Regions from separate parts of the Mus musculus genome. Here regions 1 and 3 are each linked to region 2. Evidence: chromatin loops called from intact Hi-C (ENCODE). Cell type or tissue: left cerebral cortex. All regions are shown on one strand. Links, peaks and the distances in the headings refer to the core of each region. The heading gives the core; the rest is flanking DNA.

What was found. Hi-C counts contacts between places; a loop is a spot of excess contacts. Peaks named below come from ENCODE experiments on the same cell type or tissue, not always from the same donor. Only the 100,000 strongest peaks of a DNase experiment are listed, where the experiment ranks them.
Region 1: a loop joins it to region 2, with 2.8 times the contacts of the local background. A loop is called at or near these places in 12 of 42 quality-filtered maps.
Region 3: it touches region 2 in a loop (3-fold over the local background); 7 of 42 quality-filtered maps call a loop at or near these places.

What each region holds. Positions count from the first base shown.
Region 1 is chr5:92,999,948-93,009,877 of GRCm38, reverse strand. It overlaps Gm36764 (a long non-coding RNA gene), which reads left to right and starts at 811. Exons shown (of 3, transcript XR_880434.2): 1 at 811-1,635. It also overlaps the pseudogene Gm6450. In left cerebral cortex, for the core only: CTCF peaks have their summits at 5,159 (motif pointing left) and 7,076 (motif pointing left); DNase peaks (open chromatin) are centred at 5,553, 7,012, 7,896, 8,740 and 4 more places; H3K4me3 peaks cover 695 bases; H3K27ac peaks cover 5,786 bases.
Region 2 is chr5:93,158,173-93,168,102 of GRCm38, reverse strand. It overlaps Septin11 (septin 11), which reads right to left. Exons shown (of 10, transcript NM_001009818.2): 6 at 6,857-6,953; 7 at 5,811-5,979; 8 at 2,722-2,854; 9 at 416-603. Among named protein-coding and RNA genes, the nearest start is that of Ccni, 43 kb to the left of the region's middle. In left cerebral cortex, for the core only: CTCF peaks have their summits at 1,910, 2,116, 4,344 (motif pointing right) and 5,241 (motif pointing left); a DNase peak (open chromatin) is centred at 4,354.
Region 3 is chr5:93,040,296-93,050,225 of GRCm38, reverse strand. Sowahb (sosondowah ankyrin repeat domain family member B) reads left to right here and starts at 5,204. Exons shown (of 1, transcript NM_175270.4): 1 at 5,204-9,103. The coding sequence starts at 5,368. The coding sequence ends at 7,650. It overlaps Gm52780 (a long non-coding RNA gene), which reads right to left. Exons shown (of 3, transcript XR_003955751.1): 3 at 9,344-9,930. In left cerebral cortex, for the core only: a CTCF peak has its summit at 5,015; DNase peaks (open chromatin) are centred at 6,594, 6,873, 7,359, 8,078 and 7 more places; H3K4me3 peaks cover 4,765 bases; H3K27ac peaks cover 3,853 bases.

The DNA of each region.
Region 1 (9,930 bases), core at 880-8,879, 160 kb after region 2:
TGCTTCTTGGTCATGATGTTTGTCCAGGAATAGAAACCCTGACTAAGACAGTTTGGTTCAATCAAGCAAACATACATGTAGTATTATCTAATAAATGCTGAATTAAAAATAAATTATAAAGCTGGGTGTGGTGGCACTCGCCTTTAATCCCAGCACTTGGGAGGCAGAGGCAGGCAGATTTCTGAGTTCCAGGCCAGCCTGGTCCAGGACAGCCAGTGCTATACAGAGAAACCCTGTCTCGAAAAAAACAAACAAAACAAAACAATAAATAAATAAATAATAAGTCAGGCAGTGCTGGTGCACACCTTTAATCCCAATACTCGGGAGGTAGAGACAGGTGGATCTCTGAATTCAAAGTCAGCCTGGTCTATATAGTGAGTTCCAGACAGCCAAGGCTACACTAAGAAACAAAACAAAACCAAAATAAATAAATAATAATAAATAAAAGGCATTGAGGCATAAAGGGCTCACAGTATTAGCATTAGCTGGGATCTGACCTATCTAATTTTATCATATGCTGCAAGGAGAAAAGCTCAAACTAGTCCAAACTACTATAAAATCAGAGAAGAAAATGATTTGTTTACAATGAGAATGAACTTTCACACCACTTTAAGATTAATGGGATAAACGTATTTCTCCTTAGATACAACTTTAAGGGGAAATTATCATTTGGATTTCCTGAACATTGATTTAGCAAAAAGAACAGCTACGGCTGGCTGAATGGCAGCAATAGAGACGTGCTGGAAATAGATAACTCAGAACCAGGGAACTTATTCCTACCTGAGCTCAGGTGGACGGCACCGAATTCTGACCTTTTGAGCTTCATGCTTTGGTGACCTTTCTGTCCACCTGTCAGGACCATCATTCAGGGACACTGTACAATTTGCGACATTTTTATTAAGATTCTGTGATGTTCTTTAAAATAGTCTTAAAAATAGTCCCTTGTCTACCATTCAAGTTTGTAGCACTGTCTAATTCTTTTATGGCACACTGAAATGAGATGGCCCATCCCACTCACAGTTACTGAATAGTCGGGGGTTCACGAGGCAGTGTTCTTTTGACTATATGGGATGGGCAACGTGACTCAGAATGGGTGACATTTCTGGATCTAAAGGCTCCGTGTCACTGATTCCATGGGCGTGCTGCCCTTTGTTCTCAGTTGTCTGCTGTCCTGTGGTGGCTGCTGCTGGCTCTGGGTGTCCAGCCTCCCAATTCCAAGTCCAGCTAAAAGAGTTCTTTTTATCAGTACTACAGGAAAATCTTCCATGGTGAAGGATGGTTGGCATAGCTTGGCTTATGCCCTTCTTGGATGATTCGTGATGCCGAGGGAGACGGAGCGCATGCTTTGTTTAGACCTTGAAGATACTGCTGTTTCTGAGATCTGGCTTTTGCGTTTGGATGGAGAGTGACCGGAAACTGTGCAAAGTCCATGTACATAAAACCTCTGGAAATTACTGGACAGGCGACTTTCGTTTCCTCATCTCCGTGTCTTTGGGGGAATGTAGTGGTCAAGGTCCATTTATAAGACATATGGCCAAAGCTGATGGCATGGATGCTATGATGTGTAACTACTGCCCTCCAGGACCTCATTCTAAGAGAACACACATGTATTCAGATAACCTTAGCATGGAGTATGTAAGTATAATGGAATAATGTAGAGATGGGACTTATCTTCATTCAGTTCAGGGGACAGAGGACCCTGTTTTCTGAAAACAGAGGGAAGGCTTTGGGCTGTACACAGCCTTGAAGGGCAGGCAGGGTTTTGGTGGGTGTGGATATAGGATGGGGCAGCAGTTCCAGCCAATACTCGGGAATTTTTAAAAAGAGAAGGGAGCTGGTGGTAGTGGCACTTACCTATAACTCTGGGCACTCAGGAGGCCAAGTCGGGAGGATAAAAAGCTTGAGACCACACTGGAATATTTAGTGTGATGAGAAAAAGATTGTCTTGGCTTGTGTGGGAAGGAGGGGACAGTATAGCCATGTCAGTTTGAACAATGGCCATGTGGTAGCTTTGGGCAGCATAGAGGTGTGTTTGTGCTTATGTGTGTGCCTATGTGTGTATATGTGTGTGTGTCTGTGTATCTGTATATATGTGTGTGCTTATGTGTGTGTTTATGTCTATATGTATATGTATGTATGTGTGTATATATGTGTATGTGTGTGTTTTTTTAAAGATTTAATTATTTGTTATATATATATGTATATGTATATATACATATATATATATATATATGATGAGTACACTGTAGCTGTCTTCAGACACACCAGAAGAAGGCATCAGATCTCATTACGGATGGTTGTGAGCCACCATGTGGTTGCTGGGAATTGAATTCAGGACTTCTGGAAGAACAGTCAATGCTCTTAACCGCTGAGCCATCTCTCCAGCCCATGTGTGTTTGTTTGTGTGTATGTGTGTGTGAGGGCCCTCTGTGGTAGGGAGGCTGGCTGAGTTTCTAGAGCTCTGCCAATCTCTCAGAGTTTTTACTCAGCCCTTGAAGAGTAGCCCAGAATGCCTTCCAACATCTGGGTTTCTGAAGTGGTCCTGCAGAATTGGGATCCTTGAAAAGTGAACTACTGTGCTTTCTATCTTGGGCTAAGTCAGGCCCATGGTCAGCTCCATTTTCGTTTTCAGATTACTTAAAAACCCCAGATCTCCTCCAGACTAAGACTCTTTGCACTGTAGTGCCTTACCCTTGTGACCTGGGATGGAATAAGAGCCCAGAGGTCCATGCCCGTAGGTTGAGAAGAACAGAGCTGAGTGTACAGAAGAAAGCAGGAGTCTCCAATCCCCACCATCATTTCTGGATGGCTCTTTATGAAGAGATAGGTAGAAACCAAAAGGAGAGGATTTCTAGCTTTGTTTGGAAGAAGCCAGACTGCATGACACGGCAGCAAATCATCTCCCACTAACAGGCACAGTGAGAGACTGGGGGCCCGCCAAGTCTTCGTAGCACTGAGTGGGCTCACATTCCAGGTGAAGAAACACTTCAGTTTGATGGTTTTTTCCCACCAAGACATGGCTGTCCTGGAACTTACTCTGTTAGATCAGGCTGGCTTCAAACTTACAGAGATTTGCTTGCCTCTGCATCCCAAAGACTGGAATTAAAAGTGTGTGCAACCACCACCTGGCTGGTTTTAACTACAATGTTCAGGGCTTATTTATTTATTTACTCCTTGGCAACAGGGTCTGTGTTGTGTGGCACAGCCACTATTACTGAAAATGAGTATTCAGGCCTGGGCATGAGTGTTTATGTTCTCTGTACATTTAGGGAAGGAGTCGGAACTTTTAGAGGTGACGACAGTGGATGTTGCTGCTCCTTTTAATCAAAATAAGTAAATGATCAACTCCATTTAAAACTTCTGCAGCTCTATGGGAAATTGAAAAGGCAGAGCAGTCTGGTGGGGGAGGGGAGGAGAGCGAACAGGGACATGGGGTGGGTGGGGGTAGCAGCATCAGCATCATTTTCTTCTCAGTTTATCAGTATAGATGATAAACTCTTGCCTGAAGACAGACTAGGCTGAAGCATCTCGTTGGGGTGCACTCTGCAGCCCTCCCATAGCTCCCGGCCTGCCCCCTCCTTAACTGAGCTACAAGGAATCCTCCTCCTACAATAAGAATCCATGACGAGTCTGCACTTATCTAGAGCCCAGGTCCCCATGACTGGACTGCCTGGGCGTTGCCTAGGAGATAGGTTTGTGAAATCAGAGCTGACCTACTTTGTTGTCCCCGCCATTTTTTCACGGTCCAGCCTCGGGCTGCTTGCTTCAGGACTGGCAGACTCAATCTCTAGCTAACAAGCCTTAGGATTTTATTTAATTAATCACGTGGTCTAGACTAGCTTTCACCAGCTCTTTCTGCAGCCCAGGCGGGCTTTGAACCCGACCCTCCTGCCTCAGCCTCCCGCGTTCAGGGATCACAGGAGTGCACTAGGACAAGCTATGAATTTACAGGAGTCTGTGCTGCTGTTTGATTGGCGGGCTCCTCACCTGGGACATTAATCTTCCCTGACACATTTCCACCCCTTCCCGGGCAGGCAGTTTTCCTTCCTTGTGGCGTTTTGCTGGGTTTTCAATCCCCAGTCGGTCAGCAGAGTGTCTTACTCTTCCAGGGTGGCTTGGTGCAGAGCTCTTTCTGTTTCCTGGCTCTGCAGATGCGGCTTCTGGAATTTCTTGGCTTCCTGTCGCGCCAGCTCTTCCCTGCCTCTGGTTGAACACACTATTTCCGGGGGCAGTGCCCTGTGCTTTTGTAACCTTTTGGGTCGTCTGGCTTCAAGTTCCACAGGGGATCTTGCAGGTCGGCAGCGGAGCCCTGAAGCTAGAAAGTGCCTTAGTCATGTTTCCATTGTGGACTGCAGGGGACAAAGTTTTTAAAAATGGGCATTTGGAGGAACTTGCAAGGTTTCTCATGGCGTGTTCAAAGAACTACATTCCAGTATCCCACCTCCGGGTGCCAGCCCGCCTTTTAACGCTTTTCTCCTACCTAGCTGCTTTCTTTAGCTTTCTCTGTGCTTCACTCCGCCCGCCACCTCCTGGCCTTTGCATAAGCCGCTGCCTCCACAGACAGCCTCGCCCGTATCCTCCCCCACCCCCCCTCCGCCCTCTCCCCTCCTCGCCCCTCCCCCGTGTATGGCTGACACTGTTTCAGCCTATATCCATAGCACTCATGTGTACTCCAAAAGCATTCTAGATCCTTCTTTAACAGACTCAATCTCTCTTTTAAACCCCGACCCTGCCGTTTTTCTATTCTTATATTTTCTTCATTCTAAGAGCCATCATTTTTTTTTTTTGGTTACAATTATATCGAGAAATAGACCCCCCCATTTTAAGTGAACCATTTTGAGGCTTTTAATATTACCACAGAGTTGTAAAATCATCCCCACAATCAATTCTAGAATATTTGTATTGCCCTTCAAGGCAGCCTGGTACTGGTTAGCTCCTATACACTGATCTCCGATCTTCCCAGACGAATATCCATTAAACAAACTACTCTCTGTAGATGCATGCATTTAGAATTCTTCATGTAAGTGGAATCTTGGGGGGCTGGAGAAATGTCTTAGTGCTTAAGAGCACCAGCTGCTCTTCCAGAGGTCCTGAGTTCAATTCTCTGCAACCACCCTGAGCCACCCTTAATGAGATCTGACGCCCTCTTCTGGTGTGTCTGAAGACAGCTACAGTGTAATTACGTATAATAATAAATAAATCTGTGGGCTGGAGCAAGCAGGGACTGAGAGAGTTTGGCAGGAGCGAGCAGAGGTCCTAAATACAATTCCCAACAACCACATGGTGGCTCACAACCATCTGTAATGGGATCTGGTTCCCTCCTCTGATGTGCGTGAAAATGGAACAGTTGTATAATAAAATAAATAAGTAGATTTTTTTTCAATATATAAGTCTTTTATTCTCCCAAAAGAACCCAAATTGTTCTTGTGATCAGGATCTTGTTTCTGGAGCCAGGAACTGAGGCCTCCTCACTCGTCAGCCTGCTGCACAGTTCCCTTCTCAGACACATAGATGCCGTCCAAAAACTTCCTGATATCCTTGTTTTTAACTGTTGTGGCTTGCTGAATCAGGGCAGCTGAATTTGAAGCAAGTTCAATATCATTTCCTTCAAGGATTAACTCATCCTTCTGGGCTTGAGAGACAGAACAAGCAACACCTGTCCTCATCCAAACCCTGTGGATGTAGTTTTTCACCCAAGAAATTTCGGATTTCAACCAAAGAGCCATTCTCCTGGATGACGACGTTGATGGGGAAGTGAGCATACACAAACCACATTTTGTATCGGAAGCCCAGTGTGACACCTTTGATCATGTTCTGAACATGACTGCAGATGTTCCTGACGGTGGCCAGTTCCTTTCTGTTACCCCACCATTTGTCAACCCAGAGCCTTTTCTTTTTCTTCCCAAGAAGACTCAGCTCCACGTTGATGTGATTGAAGTCCCTCCGCAGAGTCCCCCTGGGGCCCTTCACAATGACTGTGCGCCCCTTCAGAGTGATTTCGACATTCTCTGGAATGTCCACAGTCTGATTGCTGCGAATGGTCTTCATCCTCACAGTAGATGGGGCAAAAAGAGCAAGTAGATCTTTTTTAAAAAATGATAAAATAAGTGGAATCATGTATGTATGACAAGTAGAGGCTGTGTTCTTTCACTTAGCACAAATGTTTTCAAGGTATCGTATACTTGTGTTGTAACATGTAGTTAGCAGGAGTCCATTCAAGAGCACCATTAAAAACATTTTAGCATCTGGGTTGTAAAGATGTATCTTCAAGTCATTGCCTTCCCGTAAATGGTGTCAGAAGCTGAGCCGTACAGATTAAGCAGTAACGCCCCATTCTTTCCTTCAGTTGGCCCCTTGCAGCCTGTGAGCTTGAACACACGTAGGACTTAGAAGACAGGAGCCTGAATGTGAAGCCCTGTGTCTGACCTCTCCTTTATCAGGGCCTACAGCTTTGTAAGCATAACGAAAAGCCAACCTCATGAGGGTCTGGACTCCCTTTATTCTCCTTAGCCCTTATCTTAGCTCTTATGGAATCCTTTCCACTGAGCTAACAATAGCTACCCAACAAATATTTACGTCAAGGTTCCCTCTTTGTCTCATAAGCGCTCACAGTGGGGGCTGGAGAGAGGGCGCTGTGATTAAGAGCACTGGCTGCTCTTCCAGAGGTCCTGAGTTCAATTCCCAGCAACCAAGTGGTGGCTCACAACCATCTGTAATGGGATCTGACACCCTCTTCTGGTGTGTCATCGAAAGGTCACAGTAAAGACAAGGCATTGAAGGGTAATTATTCCAGATGACCTGGCAGTATCATTTCTGAGGATGTTACCTCCAAAGAACTGAAAGATTGACACTCATATTTGTGAACTGATTTTCATAACAAAATTGTTCATAGTAGCAAAAAGTGGAAAACAACGCAAATGCTTGAAGAAGGGTGTTGGGCAAAGTGTATGATGCACATGCAATAGAATATTATTCAGCCTTCAGAAGGAGTGGCATTCTGACTCATGCTACAGTACAGAAGAAGCTTTGCTGTACAGTCTCTCCTCTGGGCCACAAGGCTGCCACCTTCAGGAGGTTGCTCTGTTCCCAAAAGATCATCCCAGCTGGGCTTGTTGCTGGAGAGAATCACGGGACTCTCACCTGAGTATCCAGTCATCTCTCCCAATCAGTCATATGTAATTCTTCCCTAATTGCACATGGCCCTGTGGTCTCAAGGAGTGGGTAGGTAGAGTATATAGGTAAGGAAGGAGTAGGGGAAGGTGCTCCAACCTCAGCCTTGGGGACATCATCATCGCTGTTGGGTGGCTTCTCTAATGTCACCCACACTCCCATCCAGGACCCCCCACCCATGCTCTGTAAATAACCCTAATAAACTCATTGCTTCCTCGGGGTGACGTTGGGTGGAACTGAACTTTGTCCTTGGGATCCTATGTGGAAGGTAGGTAGATAGATAGATGTTGCCTAGTCTCCCTCTCCCCCAAAAGGGTGAAAATTCTCACATCAAACTTGAAGACCCTTTATAAGGTGGTTCAAGTGGCCAAATGCTCAAAAGCATTGGAAGGGTGTCTTCGAGAGGCCACCTGAAGGGAACTGGATGGAGTTAGTGTTTAAGTACACAGTTTCAGCCTACAAGGTTAGAAGGTTCTAGAGATAAGAGGTGCTGATACCGATGTGTAACAAGGTGAATACGTCTGATGCCACCAAGCTGTGCAGTCATCTCTTTGTGCAAAGTGTCGGGGCTGGGATTTCCAATATATTTCAGTAGGTAGAATACCTGCTTAGCATGCACAAAGCTCTACATTTGATCCTCAGCACCAACTAAAACTGGGCATGGTTTCACACCTCTAATCCTGGCACTAGGTAGGTGCAGACAGAAGGATCAGAGATTCAAGGTAAATTCAAGGCCAGCCTGGGCTACATAAGACCCTGACTTTAAAGGAAAAAAAGTGAATATTTTCCTGTAATACTTAGACTAACCCTACACTCCTAGACTTATGCTATTTTCCTGCCTCAGCCTCCTGAGTAACTGGGACTGAACCACAGAAACATTCAACTTGCCAAGATATATAGTACAATTAAAAACGGTTAACATGACAAATTAGAGATACAAATCTCTCTCTCTCTCTCTCTCTCTCTCTCTCTCTCACACACACACACACACACACACACACAGAGAGAGAGAGAGAGAGAGAGAGAGAGAGAGAGAGAGAGAGATTGACTGTAGAGACAAAGGTAGCCAAGAGGCTCTTAGAGTAGAGGCACCTTCTTGGGACTTTTGTGTCTGCTCCTGTTCGGTGGCTGGTATAGCCTTTGCATCCCTCCTGGTCCTTATCAGGTCTCCCTCTGTATCCTCCCTTCTGTATCCTCTTATACTGGGCTGTGTAAGATCCTGGAGGCAGGGGAGATGTGGTGTGGTGGCTTGTTGCTGAGGGCTGTAAGCTAGGCAGGCTGCCAAGGTCTGGGCAGGACAAAGTGTAGGCAGTCGAGGGCTCTGGAATAGGGGCCTGGAGAATCCATAACTGTCTAGGTGACAGAGATGAAGAGAGATGGTGAGACTTGAGAACACTTTAGGCTGCATACCGTGGAACCCAGTGACCCCCGGGAGCACCATGAGTTTGCTGCACCCACGGAGGCCCCAGGTTTCTGGATTGGAGGACTAGCTGCATGGGAGGAGACGTGGGCCGGGGGAGGATGAATGTGCTTGCAGGGAGATGATGAATTCCACTTCTTATTTTCAGATCTGCTGAGTCGAAGGGACTTGCCATATAGCTAAGCAGCCAGCTACTCGAAGGAAAATATCAGCTTCAGTTTTATTCAAAGCCTCCGAAGGAGTCACTAGGAAAGCAGACTGACATTTTTTTTCCTCCCTCTCTCTCAAAAGACTTGTTCTTCAGCCTTCCAAAGAGTGTATAGGACCAGATGTGCCACTTGCGTAATGCTGGCGGCTCTCTGTGCGCGGCCCACTTCCTGTTTATTTTCATCAAGGGACCCACGCTCTGCTCCTTCCTCTCGGTTCTTATTTGGGAATTCACTGATTGGGACCCAGAACCACTTACTTGGTCTCCCTGGTAGGAAGCCAAGCTGTCATCTTCGAGGCTTAAAGTAAAGAATAATATACTTGATTTGTAGAGCAGAGGTTCTCAGCTTGTGGGTTGTGTCCACTTTGGGGGTAGACGGACTCTTTCGCAGTAGTTGCATATTCCACGTATTGGATATTTATAATCCAATTCACAACAGTAGCAAAATTACAGTTATGAAGTAGCAAATAAAATAATTTTGTGATCAGGGATCACCTCAACATGAGGAACTGTACTAAGGGTCCCAGCATTAAAAGGGATAAGAACCATTGTTGTGGAGAGTTATAAAATACACCCCAGCCTTCCTGTGGCTGGGATGGCCGCTTGGTTTTGAAGCTTTGACTTACCTTCAGAAGGCTTGTCACAGAAGAAATACATCATTGATTTGCTCTGTTTTTAGATGGCTTGGTTCGCTCCCATTCTAAATCTACTCTCTCCGCTGCTGCATTTTTAAGACGTTACTTGGCAGGGTCTGGTTTAGCTTTATCAGCTGGTCTGCCTCTCTATCCCAGCTCCCTGAGGCTGGAGGACATACCCCTACGGCCTTCCTCCTTCTGCCTGAACTGGGGCAGTCTCTCTCCACAGGCCGCTGTTTTCCTTCCTCTTGGGAAATGCAGTGGACAGGAGACTGGAGGGTTAGGACTTTGGAATTTGGTGGCAACCCATTGCTTCTCAGGTCTGTGACAACAGAACCTTAATGGTTGTTTGCTTGTTGTGCGCTGTTGTAATAGATCATGTTTTTCTACATTTGTTCCCATCTTCTCCCGGGACTTAGTTTCTTCATCTGTGAAATGGGGACAGTGTAATACTCCATGTGTCTTTCCCACTTCACACACTCCTAAAGATCCTGACC
Region 2 (9,930 bases), core at 1,316-9,315:
GCTGTTTGGAGTATAAAATCCAGCAGCTGGCTTGCCATACTGTCTCTAACAGAACAGAGAACCCACGTGAACAACTGCGATTTTAAAGTGCTTTTACCAAGAGTCTCGAGAAAGCCTGCAGAGGCATTATGAGAACTTGCCTGTCTTCTCGGCGTCTCCTGGTATTGCTACAGAAGCTCACAGGCCACTGCTATCCTGATTGTTTGGTCACCATAGTGACGCAATAAGTTAATCCTTTGTACCCTTTAAAAAAAATACCTCTAAAACCTCTGTCATCTTCCCTGCACTGTAGAGAAAAATACTTGCTTCTATTTTTCTGGCGATGGCCAGTTTCCAGTCTGTAAGTAGGAAAAGGTAGACATGCAAGAGGAAGAGATTGTTAGCGGTCCCCAGGAGGCGGGCGACACCTGCTTACTTTTTCTTATCCTTGTCCTTCTTGGTTTGCTGGGCCCCAGACTGCTGGGCCTGGGATTGCAAGAGCTGAGCCGCCGCCTTCTTTTTCTGGAAGTTGCTCACCTCCTCCTCAAGCTCCTTCTTCTTATCTTCCACCTTCTTCTTCTCCTCTTGGTGAGTCCGCTTCAGGAGGTCGAACTTCTCATGAAGCTGGGAGGGAGAAAGGAAAATCGGCGTGGCGAAAGGAAGGAAAATCCATGTGAGCCCGTGCAGATTCAGAACATGCAGCCCATATCTGCGCTTGCTTTGTGGTGGTTAGAAAAGCAATGGCCCCCACAGGCGCATAGATTTGAATTCTTAGTCATTAGGGAGCCATCATGGCACTACATGACAAGGACTAGGAGGTGTGGCCTTGTTGAAGGAAGTGTCCCTGGGGATGGCTTCCAGGCCCCTCTCTTCCTGCTGCCTGCAGATTCACATGCAGAAGCCTCAGCTACCTCACCAGCACCCTGTCTGCTGCCTGCCTGCCTGCCTGCCTGCCTGCCTGCCTGCCTGCCTGCCTGCCGCCATGCTCCCCTCCCTGAGGACAATGGGCTAAGCCTCTGAATGGTAAGTCAGCCAGCCCCCAATTAAATGTTGTCTGATATAAGAGTTGCCATGGTCATGGCATCTCTCCACAGCGACAGGACAGTAACTAATTCAAGTCTGACATATCTGGGTGGCTTATGGAGGAGGAAGGTGCAGATGCTGAGCCCTAAGCATTTTCTGTCATTTGAGTTCATCAGGGCTGAACCCCCTTGGGCATACTTAGTGACAATAAGGCATTTATTTATTTATTTATGGTTTTCTGATTCTACGGCCCTGGCTATCACTAAACTCATTAGAACAGGTTGGCTTCAAATTCACAGAGATCTGTCTGCCTCTGCCTCCTGAGTACCAGGACTAATAGCATACACTACTATACTGTGAAATAAGGCACGTTATTTTTGAAACCATAAAGATAGATGGCCAGCAAGGTGGCTTAGTAGGTAAAGGTGCTTGCTGCCAACCCTGACCCAAGTTGGATCTCCAAAACCTACATGGTAGGAGAGAAAACTGATTTTTGCAAGTTGTCTTCTGACCTACACACACACACAATTTTAAGTGATATATTTTTCTTAAAGCATAAAGAAGGCAAAAATTAACCATAAGCCTAATAACAAAGTCACCCTAGAAACAAAAGTGGATTCTTGTTTCTGGGCCTTAGATAATTCAGCGTTCATGTACAGATATTATTCCCTCTCTTTCTATACATATGCGTACATATAAGCTTAGTTAAACACACTGTTTAAATAATAAAATGAATAATTATTAGCTTTTGGCAAACAAAATCCCTAATCATGGGCACAGCTCAGCGGTAGAAGGTCTACCATGCAGGTGTGCGGCTCTGGCTTCTGAAACAAACAACAAAATAGTCAGAAAAAGGAACAGAAAGGGGTTGGGGGTGGGATTGCCAAATTCCAAATTTTATCTCATCACAACTTGGTTAAGGTCAGCCAATAATACTCAATTTTCTTTTCTCCACAGCACAACCGTTTTAAGCACTCTGAGTAAATGGCCTCTACGTTCTACTAGCTTCTTTAAAAATATTTATTTTCAATGTGTATATGTTTTGCCTCCATGTATGTCGGGGCGCCGTTGTGTCTGGTACCCACGGAGGGCAGCAGAGGCCATTGGATCCCCTGGAGTTACAGATGGTTATAAGCCTTCATGTGAGTACAGGCACTTGAAGACAGGTCCTGGGGAAGAGCAGTCCTAATGACTGAGCCATCTCTGCAGTCCCAAGTTTCCTCAGTCTTTAAAAACTAAAGTAAGTTGCAAACATTATTCTGCAGAATAATGCACAGGGAAGTGCGGCTGGCCTAGGTGGGGACCTGGGTGGAATGAGAAGAGATGATAGCAGGAAATACGCTGGAATGAGGGCAGTGTGGGTGAGCCCATAATGCAAAGCCTCCACTGGTTAGCTTGTTTAGTTGGCTGAACCCCCAAAATCTCACATTTGAAGACTTATAAACTGAGGAACCTCAGAGCTGAAAAGACCACGTGATCAGTTAGAGAACTAAGATCTGGTTTTAGCCTTATCTACTGCAAAAATCACTCAGCTTTATGGCCCTCAGTTTACCATCTGCTAAATGGGGACAAGAATATCTGCCAGCATTCCTTGCCTGGTGGGGAAGCTGCTCTTGTGGTAACGGGGAAGGGGAAGCACTCTGTACCACTGTGAAGACTCACTAACCGCAGCATGCTGAGAAAATGCCAGCGTCCGCTCCTAGAGGACAGACAGCTCACCTCTTTTTCTGCCTCCTTGAGCTCCGCCTCTTTCTCCTTCACCCTCATGACGAACATCTGTCTCATCTCCTCCTCTTTCTTCTGTAGCTCCCCCAGGAACTCGTTCCTCTTTGCTTCGTAGGTCTCCTGAAGACTATTAAGAGTCCGCAAAGCAAGACAGGGCATAAGACAGCATCGTACATCCCACTTCACGCCACTTCTCCCTCTCTGGTTCCAAAAGAAAAAGCTCAACTGCTGCTTACCACACTGAAGCTCAAACCAAGAGTTTTATTCTTATTTATGCCAACATGACAGAGACAAACACGTCCAAAAGCATAGGGCAACGCCGAAGGACTACAGCTCATCAGCCAGGTTTCGTGCAAGAGCAAGTCAGCCTAGCATCACGGGTGAAATGACAGGAGCTGGACTCAGACAGAGCTGTAATTCTGGCCTCAGCAACTGGCTGACCTTGGTAGGCACGGCTCTCCAGTCCCCTGCACAGGGGTTTCAGGCACAGTGACACTCACCTCCACAGGATAAGATCGTGCAATTGAGTCAGGCGTCACTTGAGGAAGGCATCTACTCCTCACCTCCCACTACCCTTCAAAGGGCAAACAGGCTTAGCGAGAAGTCCACCTTCTAAAGCCGGGGCTTTGGGGTAGAAACCCGCGATGGCTCAGGCCACGGTACAGTTTCTAGTGGTGTGGGGAGGTGTCTAATTTTCATTTTGAATCCTGTACTTTGCCCTTCTGCAGAACTCAGAGCCTGAGTTTCATACTGAATGTCATACTCAACTGTTTCAGAACAAAGGCATTTATAGAGAAAGCTGTGACGAGACTATACAGTCAATAGATCTGAACCGCTAAAGAAAGTCCTCTTGCTAAGTCTAATTTGTTCCCTGATCTCACCCAGAGGGGTTAAGGACACGAGTAGTGGCAGGGTCAGGACTTGAACTTGGGTTCCTTAGCATTCCTCAACACTGGTCCTGGCCAATGCATTCAACTTCACAAAAGCTTGTTGTTTCACTTTTGTGCATAGAAACAAATACTCTATTAAAAAACAAAACAAAACAGTTTTTTTTTTAATTATCTTAATAAGCCTAGAGTGGGGCTTACTTTATGGGGTTATCATCTGGGAAATTCATTGCAAGTGCAGACGGACTTGCTACACCTTCACAGAGTCATCCTATCTGGTTGGAGATAGTTTCACAAGCCTGCAGGACTTAATGAAATGATACTAAGTTCATTAGAACTTAACCTCTCGGATAGAAGTCCTTTGTGTGAGATTTGCATTTGTTCTCACCAAACACAGACATGATTATGGGAATGCACAGTTGTACCATGCGGGGAATCAGCCCAGAAGTACTGATCTTTCTCCAAAGTGATTCCAAGAGAGAACTCCTCCACCAAAGGGCCATTCAGGCCTGGGAGGAGACTGCCTCAGTGAGCACTGACAGACAGCCTTAGGTTCTTTGGCCAGCCATCAGTTCGACGGCTTGTAGATTTCAGAGTATGTCCTAGGGATACCCAAAAAAGGTGGAAAACTGGTTGTTCAAAGGCACTGTGGCTTTAATCAGAAGAGGCTCAGAGTCCAGACAAACCTCACATTGGCGCAACTGAGGTTCCTATTTAAGAAATGGCTTGGGCTCAAACTGGACAATCCCTTCTTCTACCAGGAGGTGGCAACCTTCCATAGTGACTCAGAGTTATCCTTCCATTCATCCCAAACTTTCTCCAACAATGGGGGGGGGGGGGGATGTGGGGTGTGAAAGGAGGACAATTGCTAGGGTGCTGAGTCTACCTTCCCCACCCCTGCATTAATTAATTTATTCATTTTACATCCTGATTGCTGCCCCAACCTCCCTATCCCCTGCCCTGAGCCTACTTTTAAAGTGTTTTTTTTTAAGATTTATCTATTTATTTTATGTATATGAGTACACTGTAGCTGTCTTCAGACACACCAGAAGAGAGCATCCGATCCTATTACAGATGGTTGTGAGCCACCATGTAGTTGCTGAGAGTTGAACTCAGGACCTCGGAAAAGCAGTCAGTGCTCTTAATCCACAAGCCATCTCTCCAGCCCCCTCTCCCCTTTTAAAGTTTTTTAAAATTTATTTTTATATGTATGGGTGTTTTGCCTGAATGTATGTTTATGCTCCACAAATGTGCCTGGTGACCAAAGAGGCCAGAAGAGAATGTCGTATCCCGTGGGGCTGAAGCTGGCCTTGAGGCACCATGTGGACGCTGGGAATCAAACCCAGGTTCTCTGTAAGAGCAGCCAGTGCTCTTAACCACTTAGTCGTCTCTCTAGCCACAATTACTTTTCTCCTCGGCACATTTTGGGTGTCCATCCATCTGTGATGTGGGAAATCATATACATTTCCTAGGCTTTTTCCTTTCCTACCCTCTGTCAGAGCGAGCTGTACACCAGTGAGATAACAAGAACACCTGAGGGCTGGAGACGTGGTTACACTGCTGGTTGCTCTTCCACGGGACCCAAGTCTGGTCCCCAGCACAATCGTCATATGGCTCACCTATAATCCCACCACCAGGGGATCTGACTCCCTCTTCTGGCCTCTGTGGGCAGACACTTGCACACACAGACACACAAACACAGGCATACAGACATCCTTGCATGCTTTATAATGAAAAGATACCTGAAAAGCTAAGAGCCTTAGAAAGTCCAAACTGTTTAAGACAAATGAATGGGGGCAAATGTCACCCAGCAGCTGCATCCTGTGAGGGTGTGGGACAGGCACTAAACCCCACAAAGTCAGGAGCTAGGGCTCAGGAACCAAAAAAGCAAGGATTCAGAACAGCCTCCTTTCCCTAACTACTAGGACTTTAGGAGGTTGCTTACACTTTCGGCGCTTTGAATGCTAATACTTGTAAACACGGGCAGCAATGCCAATATCCACAGCATCACCTAGCTAAGATGATAATGCAAAGTGGTTATTGCCCGGCAACAAAGTGGTTTTCCTAACACCCGCTGATTAACCCCACCTCACCTCACGCCAAGCTACTGAGGTAACAAAGCCTCATAGATACATAGTTGCTCTCCAGCAACCCTTTCCATGGTGCAGACACACCTGTCTGCTGTGTAGCTCATACCTGAAGGGCTTGCTGTCGGGGTCCGTGTCCTTGAAGCCCATCTCCTCAAGCTTGCAGCGCCGATACAACTCGTAGTGGCGAGTGTGCGTCTGCTCTCGCAGGTCCTCCATGTTCACTCGGATCAGCATCTCCCGCAGCTTCACAAAATCACAGTGGTTTTCGTTCTCAACTACAAGAAAAATGAGCAAAGGAGAGGAAGGCCATCAGTAGTGACTTCACTGAGAGGCAGGGTGACGCTCCAGAGGGGGTGTCGCCACCCCTCTTAAGATCTAAGGTCCAGAAAGCATAGAGGATGTCTTGCTAGCTTCTCCCTCCATGCTCAAGGAAGCCCAGGCGAGGGTGGCGGAATTGATGCTGCGGAGGGAGGGGCTTCACAATCTTTCCTTTAGCTTTCAATCATTCTGCCTGCCAAATGGTGAGTCTTCTCCTGCAGAGGCAGAGTCCGGGTTTGGGATGCAGCTGATGGCCCAACATCTGGGTAATAACATCTGGCTCCAAGGTCAGCCCCAGGGCTACCACTCCAGGCTGTGCCAGCCCAGCAAGGCAGTGCTTAAATACCACCATTCTTCCCAATGAGCAGATTTCTGCTGCAATAGCATTTCCTTGGAAAAACAACTTTCCCAGATATGAGAGAGAAACAAGTTCTTCCCAGCTATCTAATGCTTTGCTATGAGACAGGTGCTGAGGGCTACTCTTTGTGAAGAACCATTTCCTAATTTTACTAATTTCTTAAAGAGCCCAGCATCTTGAGGGCCCGCCTCCAGCTCGGGGCTTGTAGCTGCCTCTCAGTCTGTCTACCTGCCCTACTGATGACCATTTCTTTCTTCCTCACATCCACGGTGGCTTAGCTGGGGGGTGGGGGGGGGGGGGTTTGCAGGAAGCAATGAGGGGAGTGGGAGTGAGGGAAGTGGGGCAGACAGCCTCACACATTCCTACATGCCCCGTGTTGACACCTTCTTCCACATCGTGGGGCAGGGAAGAAATGTGGCTGTCATTTCTTCATCACGGGCACTGGCATGGCGTCCCTCTCCCGTGACAGGACATACCCTGCACCACACCCCAAGGGTACTGCCTGGCCTTCGCCATCTTGTTGCCAATCTTGACCTCTTCAGTACTGCCGACCACTGCGAATGGGAGATGGACCTGCCGGGTGACAGAGAGGTAAATGGTTATCACATGACACCAATCAGAGCTCCTGTCCCCATCAGAGAGGGGTCTTTTTCCTCAGAGGCAAGAGAAAAGGGGGAAACATGAAGGAGAGCCAGGAGGGACTATGGTCTGGTAGATGTCCTTCATGAATCATAGTCTCCATGATCTTGTATTCTAGCCAAATACAAGCTAGATTTGAGGAGCAACCTGAGCTTGACCTGCATGTCATCTGTCACAGCTGACACTGCGACACTCTGCATCCATAGGGTACTTAAAACATGGCTTGTGGAGGAGGACAGGAGACATGGGTCAGTGCTTAAGAACATTGGCTGCTCTTGCAGGGAGAGCACATAGTGGCATTTCACAACTCCAGCTCACAAGATATGATGCCCCCTTCTCGCCTCTGTGGGCACTGCACGCACATGGTACATAGATACACATGCAGACAAAATGCCCACATGTGTAAAATAAAAATAAGTAAATCTCTGGTTGATGGCTCAGAGCATACACAGGCTGGTCCAAGGACTCTGGCACATATGTCGCAGAGGGTTGCCATGTCTGGCCTCAGTGGGAACAAATGCACCTAATCTTGCAGAGATTTGATGTACCAGGGTTAGGGGTAATGGGAGTGGGGGCTGCCCTCTCAGAGGTAAAGCGGGGATGGAAGGAGGAACTCTGTGAAGGCAGACTGAGGGTATAAATAAATTAATTTAAAAATAAGAAAATCTTCCTACACACACACACACACACGGTTAGGGTTAAGGGTTAGGGGTTAGGGTTAAGGGTTAGGGGTCAGGGTTAGGGTTAGGGGTTAGGGTTAAGGGTTAGGGGTCAGGGTCAGGGTTAGGGGTTAAGGTTAAGGGTTAGGGGTTAGGGTTAAGGGTTAGGTGTTAGGGTTAGGGGGTTAGGGGGTTAGGGTTAAGAGTTAGGGCTAAGGGTTAGAGGTTAGGGTTAAGGGTTAGGGGTCAGGGTTAGGGTTAAGGGTTAAGGGTTAAGGGTTAGGGTTAGGGCTAAGGTTAGGCTTGTGGGATCAAGATGCTCACTTTTAAATTTCATTTCCTTTTAATTGATTTATATTCAAATTTAAAATGAAAGCAATGGAAAGTATCTTCCCATTAAATATTAAATTTATTGATTAGTAGGCCTTTGCATTTCATTTAGCTTTGAGCTCAAATCAAATCTTAAGAAAAGAGAACAGCCTTATGACAGTGATGCAAGTTTTAAGAAAAATTATGGTAGGTAACTGTCTACATATTGAAAAACCTCTAAAGCAAGCTAGGAATAACGGATACTTGGATCTGCCCCTTGACTATAATCTCATGGCATGATAATGAAGATCATTTGTTACTGATGAATATGAAATCTGGCTTGAGGTTGGAGGGTCATTAAACGTATACACTGGATTCCAAAGACCCGCTACAGAAGCATCGCATTGGTGAGATCATTTTATTTCTACTGAACACGGCTGCTTACTTCCTGGCTTTGCAGTGATGGGGCGGGACCTGAGGCCTCGCGCATGCCAGGTGAGAAGAGAGCTGAGTGGAGGCCCCCCGCTGCAGAACTATCTCAGAGAGGCTCATCAGTGCCCAAACCTCAAGTCAGAAATACACTGTAGTCCAAAAGCCTGGCTCGAGCCTCACACCCCAGCTTAGCTGGAGCAGAGATGGTATGGTGTCCAAGACAACGGCCCCTTCCATACTGGGTCATCTGGTAGTTATGACTACATCCTGGGTGTGGAGGAGGACACTAACTGCTTTCTATCAGCTCACACGAGGAGATCTTTAGAGCTGCTTTGAGGATTATTGTTTATGGTTTCCTGTCCACTGTGGAGAAGGGAGTCAATGTTTTCAAGATAATTAGGCAGAGTCCACAGCTCAGGTTGCAGGCAGGCTTGGCATTTTGTGTGATGCACAGATATCTGAATTTCCTAGTCCAGGGGACCCTGGTGCAGCAGTTATGATAAGCGCAATGCTCCTAGAGAATCCCAAAGTGGTGCCCCCAGCACTCCTGCTTTGGGGCAACTCACAACCACTCCAGATCCAAAGCCTCTGCTCTCAGGGACATATATTCACATACAGATACACACCCGTACACACATAACAAAAACAGACAGGGTAGGACTACGTAGCCTGGGATTTGCTATATAGACCAGACTTGCCACAAATTCGTAGACATATGCCTGCCTCTGCCTCCCAAGTGCTGGGATTAAAGGCGTGCGCCATTCCCTGAAAGTAAGAAGAAAGGGATCTTTCTAGACAACTTGACCTATCAACCTAGAAAACAGTTCCCACTCAATGCGACAGGAGCAGCTGGCAAGTCTAGCTTTAATAATCAGTAAGTATATGTGACATGAAATTGGTAGGGGTCCTCTCAATGGGAAGAAATAGGTCAAAAGGGAGAGGGGTATGCAGCTAGATGATAGGTAAAGGAGGGGAGGAAACCAAGGAAACCATGCTTCTTCATGTTTGTGACCCTAGATATAAATGTGTGTGTGTGCATATGTGCATGTGTGCACGCATGTGTATGACAAGAAAATAGGGAGGAAGGAAGAAAACTACAAAGTTGGCACCATGTTCAACATGACCTGGCATCTTGTTCTAACTGGGGCAAGGAGAGAAGACACAGTCAGACACACTGTGGTGGTTTGAATATGCTTGGCCCAGGGAGTGGCACTATTAGGAGGTATGATGGCCTTGTTGGAGTAGGTGTGGCCTTATTGGTGGAAGCGTGTCACTTTGGGGGTGGGCTTTGAGACCCTCCTCCTAGTTACCTGAAGACAGTCCTCTCCTGGCTGCAGGTGGATCAAGAGGTAGAACTCTCAGGTCTTCCAGTGCCATGCCTTCCTGGACCCTGCTATGCTTTCTGCCATGATAATGGACAGACCCTCTGAAACTGTAAGCCAGCCCCAATTAAATGCTGTCCTTTATAAGAGTTGCCTTGGTCATGGTGTCTGTTCACAGCAATGGAAACC
Region 3 (9,930 bases), core at 1,046-9,045, 120 kb after region 2:
ATCTCAACAGGGAACGCTCTCCCCAGCTCCTCCCCCACTCACAGCTGCTCCCATCTCACTGTGACCTCTGCCTATTTCTGGTTTCTGACACACTTTCCCTGTCCACCCTTGGCTGTCACTTTATTGATCAGTTGGCCTTTGAATCTGAGCACCTACCAATACTGATTTTTTTTTCTGTTTAGTTTATGTCTATTGCCACTCTCTTTCCTACTAAGTCTAACATTTCCTGAGAATAAAGATGCTTCCTGTTTGATTCACCACTGTACTCTCAGCTTCCCAATACACACATCTGATAGATCCTCAATAAATATCTGATAAATAAACAAATAAATAAATAGACAGGACAGCAGAAGAGACATCAATGCAAGGAACCCTTTCTCATCAGTGTCTCACCCCCCCCAATCTGTTATGTAGCCCAGGTTAGCCTCAAACTCTTTATGTAGCCAAAGATTACTTTGAATTTCTGACCCTTCTATCTCCACCCTCACAGTGCCAAGGTTACAGGCGTGTGCCATGCCAATTTTATTCCTGGATCATATAGGGCTGGGTATGAACCCTTCTGTGCATGCTAAGCAAGCTCTCTACCAAATAAGCTTCATTTCCAGCCCCCAAATGCAATACCACTTCCCTTCTGTTTCTCTTTTCTTTTCTCTTCTTTTCGCTCCTTTTCTTTTCTCTTCTTTCCTTTTTCTTTTCTCTTCTTCTCTTTTTCTCCAGTGCTGAGGATGGAGCCAAAGGCTCTGTGCGTGCCAGGTGAAGGCTCTAGCATTGAGCCATCCCTTGTCTTCACGGGGGAGTTCACTCCTCTCCCTGAACTCTGGGCTTCCAGGCCACCCCTTACCTCCTCCTGTATCCACTTTTCACTCCGCTCTGGCTCCTCACTTCGCTTTCCTTGGCTTGTTTCCCTCAGCACACATGCAAGATCATATCCTGCCCTAAAAGAAGAACACTCACTTCCATAGTTTGAAGGTATTCTCTGTATCTACATCGATATCTAGGGGTGAGTGGCTGAGTCTTCTCCCTACACTCTCTCCCCCAGCCGCCCCTCAGGACTGGATTCAGTGCCTGCTACTGTTCTGACACTGTTCCAGATCAGCCCCGGTGACCTGCCAGCTCTGGTTCTGTTTTCCTTCTTATCAGCCTTGGCAGTGTCTCTAGAAAGCTGTCCCTCTTGATCCTGCTCTTCTGAGACGCAGGTGTTCCTCTTGGGGTCCTTTCCAAGTCCCCATAGGTGGCCTTTCCTCTTTCTCTCTGGAAATTGCCATTTTGGTCTCTTGTACTTGCTCTCCTTCCTGTACATTTTTTTTTAAAGAAACGTCCTCTCCTGTGCTGTAATGACCATTTGTAGATGAGAATGGCATGCCTTTGGCGACCCAAAATTATATTGCCAGCTATCTTCTAGATATCTCTATTTTTATAGCCCTTCAAATTTCATATGCCCCAAGTTGAATGTCCCATCTTTATGTATTCCCACAAACTACGTATTCTCTATTTTCTCTCCAATGGAGGAAGAGATGATGCCAAACCTCTCTCAGCTGCTCAGGAGCTTGCCAAGCTGGTCCTCATCCCCGGGCTGACGCTGGTGCCAGGTCCTATTGAATTCACCTTCTAAATATCTCTTGAATCCATCTGTTCATCTCCCTTTCTCAGCTTCTGCTGAACTCAAACCTTTTTTTTTTTTTTTTTTTTTTTTTTTAAGCCTCTTTCGTGCATCCTCTCAGTAGCGCCCGGACTCTTCCTCCGGTTGAAGCTTCACCTCCCCTTTCCTCTCACATTCTTTTTTTTTTTTTCTTTTGGAGATGTGCTCTTGCTGTTTAACTCAAGATGGTTTCCATTCACAATTCTCCTGTTCGTGGCCCCCTGGATAAATGAGTTGTACCACCCTATACAGTCTTGTTACTTTGTTCTTAAGTGTCTTTTCAAAAGAAAGAGTAACATAGTCTCATATAGTCCAGTAGTTAGGAGGCTAGTTGGCTAGTGGAAGCACTCAAGTTGCATTACTCTCAGGCAGTCCTATCTGAGCCCCAGTACACAGACATGTAATATCCATCAATTGCTCTTTTGGGGGAGTGGAAGGGGTAGGGTTCCATTTTGTAGCCCTGGCATGTCTTAAATTCTGCTATGTATTCCAGGCTGGCCTGGAATTAATTCATAGAGATGCATCTGCCTCTTCCTTCTGAGTGCAGGGATCAAAGACACATACCACCACTCCCAGCATTGTGTATGCACGTATGTATGTATGTATGTATGTATGTATGTATGTATGTATTATTTTGCAATTCCTGTATTTTAAGAGGTACTTCTTTTTACATTTTAATATCTCCGAAATAGAAATGCAGTCTTGGATGTTGTTATATACAACACTGCTGTGTTTATGTTCTTTTCCACCCACTCTGATACATATTCTTTTTACCCATAACCCTAAGTCAGCATTTACCCCCAGATGTTTCTCAAGTGCAAATCTTATCTGGTTGAGATTCTCTGGGAAATTCTTAAAAGGCTCTGGCTTGGGGAGAGGGGCTCTTTAGTCCCTTCTCCCTAACCCTTCCTCTACACAACTGCACTCCTCTACCTTAAAACCAAGGAGCTATATTTTCAGCTAGCTCCCCAAAATACTTAAGTGAAGCAGGAGCCCTCTGCACAGAAGTGTCTTCTGCCCTAATGGCCTCACTTTTTTAAAAATGCAAAGTCCTCCTCACTCTGAGCTGAGCCTTAGCTCTTCCTTCATGCACCCGGGGACCCCAGCTCATGGTCTGTGCCATCCTAAAGTCCTAAGTTTATGTGTGATTCCTAAATCAAGTAGCATGCTAACCCATGCCATTTCTCTGGTCTTTTGTTACCAACAGAGTTCTCTAACAGACGTTCTTCTTTATATATACCTATTTCTAGCAATGCCCAGCAATGTAGCAAAAATAAATAAAAATAAAAAACCTTTGAAAATAATGAGCTAAATATGAGGGAAGCAAGAAGGTATCCCTTATATAAGATGTAGAACCTTCCACCTAACCATCCCCTTACCCTAGGACAAGCAAGAGGACACCAAACCACTTGGGTATCCACACATCAAAACAATTGTAGACCTAGTAATTCAACCCTTAATTGAAGGTGAATGGTGTCAAAACCTTTGGCATCGGTCCCTCCCCTTTCTCTCCTCTTAAAGTACAGCAAGTCACGGTCCCATTCTGCCTCTTGGTCACTTGTACAACTCAACATATGTACTTGTGCAAGGCACCAAAGAGGGATTCTCCTGACTTGCCCATCTGAGGTTTCCATTTGGACTCTGCCTCCCACACTTGTGAATCTCACTGAGAGACTCAACACCAGTAAATAAATACAAGCACGAGCTGAAGTTTCATATAAAAACATTTGTTTCAATAACTACTTTAAGGCGTCAAAGTTATATGGAGTGGGAACAGCTCCTCCATGCCAACCCACTACTAGGTTTCAATTCTAGAAACTGCCCCAAATAGACAGAAACAGTCCTTCTTTCTGACCTAGATAATTTAAAGCCAAGGAGTCCAAGTCCTTCATGGAAAAGTACCAGGGTTCTGTTGGGATTTAAATGAAACACTGCTGGTGTGGCCTATCTGACAGACTGTCAACTGATCAGTGGCAGTGACAGAGGGCTTGCCTAGCACAAATGAGTACCTGAGTTTGATCCCCCAATGCTGGGGTAGGGGGATGGAGGGTGACCATACCAAAACATTGTTGACAGTTGCAGGACCAACATACTCGAGATATTCTTAGTGAAAAATCTGGAACTGTAAAGTGAAGTAAAAGGAGAGGAGAAAATAGAGAATTTATCGCTAGAAACGTGGCAGTCATGGGAGGCTGCAGAGACACAGACATTTGGGGTGGCTGTTAGGGAAGGTGGGGAGGGAAGGCTGCAACGAGGCTGTGCAGAAGACAAAGGGGCTTGAGGCTACAAGAGATAGGTACTGTTGACAGTATGCAAATCAACTCAAGATAAAGAAGAAAGAGAGTCACCCAGACCAGACAGAAATGTAGGGCTTTATGGATGAAGTGTGCTGCTGTGGCTTAACTCTTCCCTCTTCAAAGGGGGCTAAAGAAAAACTTGAATCAGGGTGGACTCAGCAGCCCTTCAACAGACCAAGAGAGTCTAGCGTCCCCTTTCCTGGGGTGGAATCAAATCCTCGTCGCGATTTCAACATTTTAAATGTGTGGAGGAAAACTTGCATTCTCAAAGCAAAGACTTCACAAAGAAGTCAACATGAAACAGATGGAGCGAATCTCTTCTCTTCACAAATCTTAGACTAAATTAAAAAAAAATAACTCTGGGTATCAAATACCTTAGCTAAGGAGATAATTCCTCTGGATTTTGGCTTCCTAGGAAATGACCTCTCTGATAGCGAATCCTCCCCCAACACCTCTGGCACTGAGCATTGTAATATAAGACAATGATGCCGGAAAATGAAAGGCAAAACCCAACCTTCGTCTGTAGCTTTCAGAGTGATTTCGCTCTCAGTACAGACTTAGGCAGGTGTGTCTGAACTCCTTGAAGAGAATGTCCTGGGAGCCGCCTTCTCAGTATCTTGTTATCGACAAACTAAAAGAGATTTGGTTTGGATCTCGGTGGGTTTTTTTTTTCCGGATCCCGCCGGATTCTGCAATTGGGAACCCCGAGCCCCTCCCCAGACCGAGCTAATAAAGAGAAACAGCGGGGAGCCAATCTATTGGACCCTGACCCGTGAAGACTCTAGCTGTAACTCGTGCCGCGGGGAGAGAGGGACCTAGTCGACCTCCCTCTGCTTTAGTTTCTAGCCTGGCGGGCACTCTGAGGGACAGCCAGTCGCCTACCTGCCTGACATCTCCCAGGCCTCGGGGTAGCTGCGCGCCCGGGAGAGCTGTTCCCCTCCGGCTCAGTTCGCCCTCGGCCTCACCTCCCACGCTGCCCGCGACTGTGACCAGCCTGACTCACCCCGGACGGGTGGCGGGGGTTGGGGGATACTTCAGAAGGCGGAGGTACTGGAGGCGGGCTGAGCCCTTCCCCCAGAGCCCAGGAGGAGGCGTAGCCAGAGCGCAGGTGAAACCGACTCCGACCTATCCCGGGAACTTTCGCTGCGGGGACTCGCTGCGACAGGCCAGCGTCGTTCAGGGGCGGCCCAGGAGCCGCCCCCTGCCACCAGGGTTGCGCGCGGGGACTCTGCCTGGGCACCCGCCCCTAGGGACCCTCGGCCCTCCTGGAGCGCCCTGGGGATGCGGGCGGCGCCGGCCTCCGCGGCTGATGGAGGCGGGTGGCGCCACCCTGGGCGCAGGTGACACTCTCCAGGCCTGGGTTTCGGTCGAAGGGGAAGTGCGCTGGGAGCTCGAGACGCAGCCGCCCCAGGGACTAAGGACCCAGCAGCGATGGCCGGAGAGCTGAGCCAGGAGGCACTGCTGGACTTTCTGTGCCAGGCCGGGGGCCGAGTGCGTAACGCAGAGCTGCTGAGCCACTTCAAGAGCTTCCTGCGCGACCCTCACGTGTCTCCAGGCCAGCTGCAGGAGCGTCGCGAGCGCTTCAAGGGCTTCGTGAACTCGGTGGCCGCAGTGCGCCAGGACCCCGACGGCACCAAGTACGTGGTGCTCAAGAGGAGGTACAGGGACCTACTGGGGGAGGAGGGCCTGCAGCGACCGGGCCCTGTAGATGGAAAGCCGCGGGGCCACCGCCGCCGTGACCCGGAGCCGCAGAAGCCGCCGGCAGGTGCGGGGACCCAGGTGGACGTAGGTGGCAGCGCGCAGAAGGTGGCCGGGCCAGACCCCAGCCCGGAGGACAGCCCGAACCAGAGGACACCGGAGCCAGAGGCTGCTCAAGCCAGAGGCAGGTGTGCGGCTGTGGGGACGCGAGGACGCTGCTGCTGGGAGTGCCAGCAGAACGGCTGGGGACAGTCCACCGGACAGCCGCTGCCAGAAGATCTCGGAGACCCTGCAGTCGCCTGCGAGAAGCCGGAGCGCGCTGCACCTGCCCGGGATGACCTCGGAGCTCCGGGGTGGCTGAGGGAAGGAGAGGCCGCCGAGCACGCGCCTGGATCTGTACCGCCTGTCTGGCCTCCGACCGCCGTCGAGGCTGCTGGCAGCCCGACGTCCCCGCCTGCTCTCCCGCCCCACCCGGCGCCCTCCAGAGAGCCACTGGAGCTGTTTACCGCCGGCTCCCCGAACCATTCAACCCAGCAGCTGCAGCAACAGCACCAGCGCACTCAAGAGTGGGTAGCCAGATACCTGCAGGTGCCTGAGCCCGAGATCCAGGCGCCCACTCGCGCCTGGTCGGTGTTGCCAGACAACTTCCTCCAGCTACCTTCAGAAACCGCCTTTGGGGTCTCGGAGACCAGCTCGGCGCTGCCAGAGCCCGCTCTGTCTTTTCATTCTCTCCTTCCCGTGGTTCTCGATGAGTCCTCAGAATCCTGGCCAGGGAACGCTCCATCTACCGTCTTTCGAAGCATTCGTTGTCAGCTGTCCCTCCAGGATCTGAATGACTTTGTGGAGCAAGAGAGCCATGGAAGTGAGGAGAGCAGCAGTGGACCCAAAGAATCTCCCGGAACCCCCGAAGAGGGGCTGCAACCTGTCTTGAGAACTTCCTCCTGGGGGGAGCTCAGGGATCCAGTTGAGGATCTGTTTTTGCCACCAAACGACAGCCCTTGCCTGATCCGGCGGGACCTCGGATATAGAGGGAATGCGCCCAGTTTTCGGAAGGTCCCAACAGTGGCTAAAAGCCTTGGAGACCACCCCCAAGAGCCCTTCCCTGCCCTCAAGTTCCGAAGGTCTGTCAGGAGGAGCTCTCGAACAGGAAGAACCAAATCTCCTTCTTCCTCAGACGAGGAGCATCCTGATGAGGACTTGTGGAAAAGGAGTCGGCGCCCACCTCGGTCCAGGAAACCTTCCAAGGCAGGAGCCCTGCCCAGCCCAAGGGTGGATGCTGTTTTGGTACAGAAATTGGCAGATGCTAATGCTGTGGCCAGTCAGCCACACTCTTCATGGATCCCAAGCAGGGATGGATCTGCAGCCTTGATACCCCACAGACCTTCTGAGCACAGGTCCCCCCTTGTCCCTCTAGACACCAGGGAGCATGAGTGGATTGTGAGGCTTGCCAGTGGTTCCTGGCTTCACGTGCTGACTTTGTTCTGGGAGGACCCCCAGCTGGCTTTGCACAGAGACTTCCTGACTGGGTACACAGCCTTGCACTGGATAGCAAAGCATGGTGACCTGTGTGCCCTTCAGGATTTGGTCTCTGGAGCCCAGAAGGCGGGCATTGCACTAGATGTAAATGTGAGGTCCAGTTGTGGCTATACCCCACTGCACCTTGCAGCTATTCACGGGCACCAGGGAGTCATCAAATTGCTAGTGCAAAGACTGGCTTCTCGGGTGAACATTCGGGACTGCAGTGGCAAGAAGCCATGGCAGTATCTGAACAGTAACGTCTCTGGGGAAACGTGGCAGCTCCTGGGTGCACCCCGGGGCAAACCTATCTTCCCTGTCTATTCCTTAGTCCAAAGCTCTTCCCCAGCCAGGAAGGTCAAGAGCCGGGAAGTGTCTAGAAATGTCACCCGGAAGACTTCCTTGGCTGCTTTGCTCAAAACTCAGCACAACAAATGGAAATTGGCCAGCCAATATGAGAAAATCCACACCTCAAAGGAGAGAGAAGAGTATAGTGACTGAGGTGGGCTTTTTTCTCCAAGAGGCGCACGCATGCGCGCGCACACACACACACACACACACACACACACACACACACACACTCCCCAAGCTACTAAGTAGGTGGAGAGAACCCAAGGGAAACAGAAACTGTTAGGAGTTGATAAAGATTGAGGAGCAGTGAAATGGTGTCCTCAAGGGTCATCTCAATTTCTTGAAGGCTCATATGTTTGGACTGTGAAATGTGGACCAAAGCTGATCCAGGCACTCAAGCCTGCGAAGGGTTCCTCTCTCTCCTGAGCCAGCCAGGGGTCAGGGCACAGGAAGGCACAGTATTTTCTGAGGCAGTGCCAGCCAGGCCTTACTAGAAAGGGAAAGGACGCGTCAAAGGGAGGCAATTCATGGAAGTGCCGGAACTCACACTCTTCTCTGGCTGGAAGTTCTTTGGCTTCTATTCATCTCTAGAATGAATCTTGGCTGAGTGGAAAGCACCAGTTTGAAGTCAGATGGCTTCCCTTCATTTTCTTTATGTGCCTTTTGGCAAGTCCAGCCAGTGAAATAAAATTGTTGCTGGAGAGTGTAACATCTGACTGAAGAGATTTCCTCAGTCCTGCACCTTCCTGCGAGCATCGTCTACAGTGCTTGGTGTAAACTGATGACTGTCTTCTCGGGGTGTCATTGCCATTGACCGGAGAAGCAGATGAGTGACATTCAGGAATGATTGTGACTCCACTCCCTAGACAAATGATAACACTCAGACTCGGTTTTGTTTTCTGTTTGTTTTTGCTGTTGTTTGTTTTTGTACCAACTCAAAGTGAGCTTTCCAAGAGGAAACGCATTTTAGTTCATCTGTGTTATGACTGAAACTCTTCATCCTGCAGGGGGAAACTCCATGTGTAGCAAGCAGGGTCATCTCTGACAGCGTTCCACATGTCTGAAGATCAAAGTTGGTACTCGGGAAAAGAGCTGGATTCCCTTTGGGGAAGCAGTAAGTGTTAAAAGCATCAGAACTTTGTGAAGCTGCTAAGTATAACTTTATTTGCACTAAACTTTTTGCCAATTAAGATTAACTATTAGCCCTGAAGTACTGAATGTCTAACAGGAAGTGTCCCGTTCGGTTCTCAGGAAGAGGCTAATCCTTGCAGGTCCCTGGCTGAAGGTGACTCTGTGACCCCAGGAGAATGTGTAAATTCTGAATGTAAATCCAAAGAGGGCTGGAAAGTTCATTGATCAAACAGAGATTACTTTTTTTATGGAAATAGTTTCATGTGTGATGCTGTATTTTTTTAAAAAGTATTCTTCTGTTATTGTCCTGCATTAAAAGACCAGCAGATTGATTGTTATGTTATTATATTGTATCAAGCTGTTATTATATTGTGTCAAGCTGATCGTTGCTGATGTTCTTACATAATGAAGTCTGTGATTGTCCAATCTTTTTTGTTTCATTGTAATCTAACTATATAACTTTGCTGAAATCAGTCTCTTTCTCTTGTCTATCTCTCTCCATTTCTCTGGGGGCCTTATATGTATTATTCAAGTGCCCACCCTCCTATTTATTTTTAATAACCAAAAAGACAGAATAATAGATTCTATGAGCTTTTCCAATTAATGGCCTTTTCATCCCCTACCTAAAGGGAGAAACTGGGAAATCAAATCAGAAAACCTGAGAAGAATGACTCTGTGTGTGTGTGTGTGTGTGTGTGTGTGTGTGTGTGTGTGTAAATTTAAGTTTACAAAACAGACAGTTATGAAAATAATCTAGCAAACAGCTTCTTTTAAGAGCCAGTGGATCTAACACATTGTGAAGCAAGATCAGATTATTCAACACATACTCTGCACAACTCTGTGGGGTTTTTAAAGGTGAGTGGGACAGGTTGACAGGCTGTCTCTTCACTAGGAGCTAAAACCCTAAACTATTTGCTCTTGGCTGTTTTTTACCTTGACTTGTTCCCAGGTTGTCTTTCAAAGCCTCATTACAACAGAGAGAAGCTTGTACTAATAGGCAGGAGGAAGAAGGGGTGTATGTGTCAAGAATGAGTACCAACTAAAAAACTAAATGTTGGGGGTGGGAGGAGGGGAGGGAGGAAGGCAGGCAGAGAGAAGGGGAAGGGAAAAGAAGCTGGGCTTGGTTCTGTCCAGGAGTGATGATACTGGCCTTCCCAGGAAACCAGCTTTGTTGGTTCCTCCACATTCTTGTCGTCTGCTTCAGTGTGGCTCCACACTATAGTGATCATCGGGTGAACTGTCTCACACAGTCACAGTGCTGGTGGGGGCAGGGCAGGGTGAAAGAGCTCAGGCTCTTGC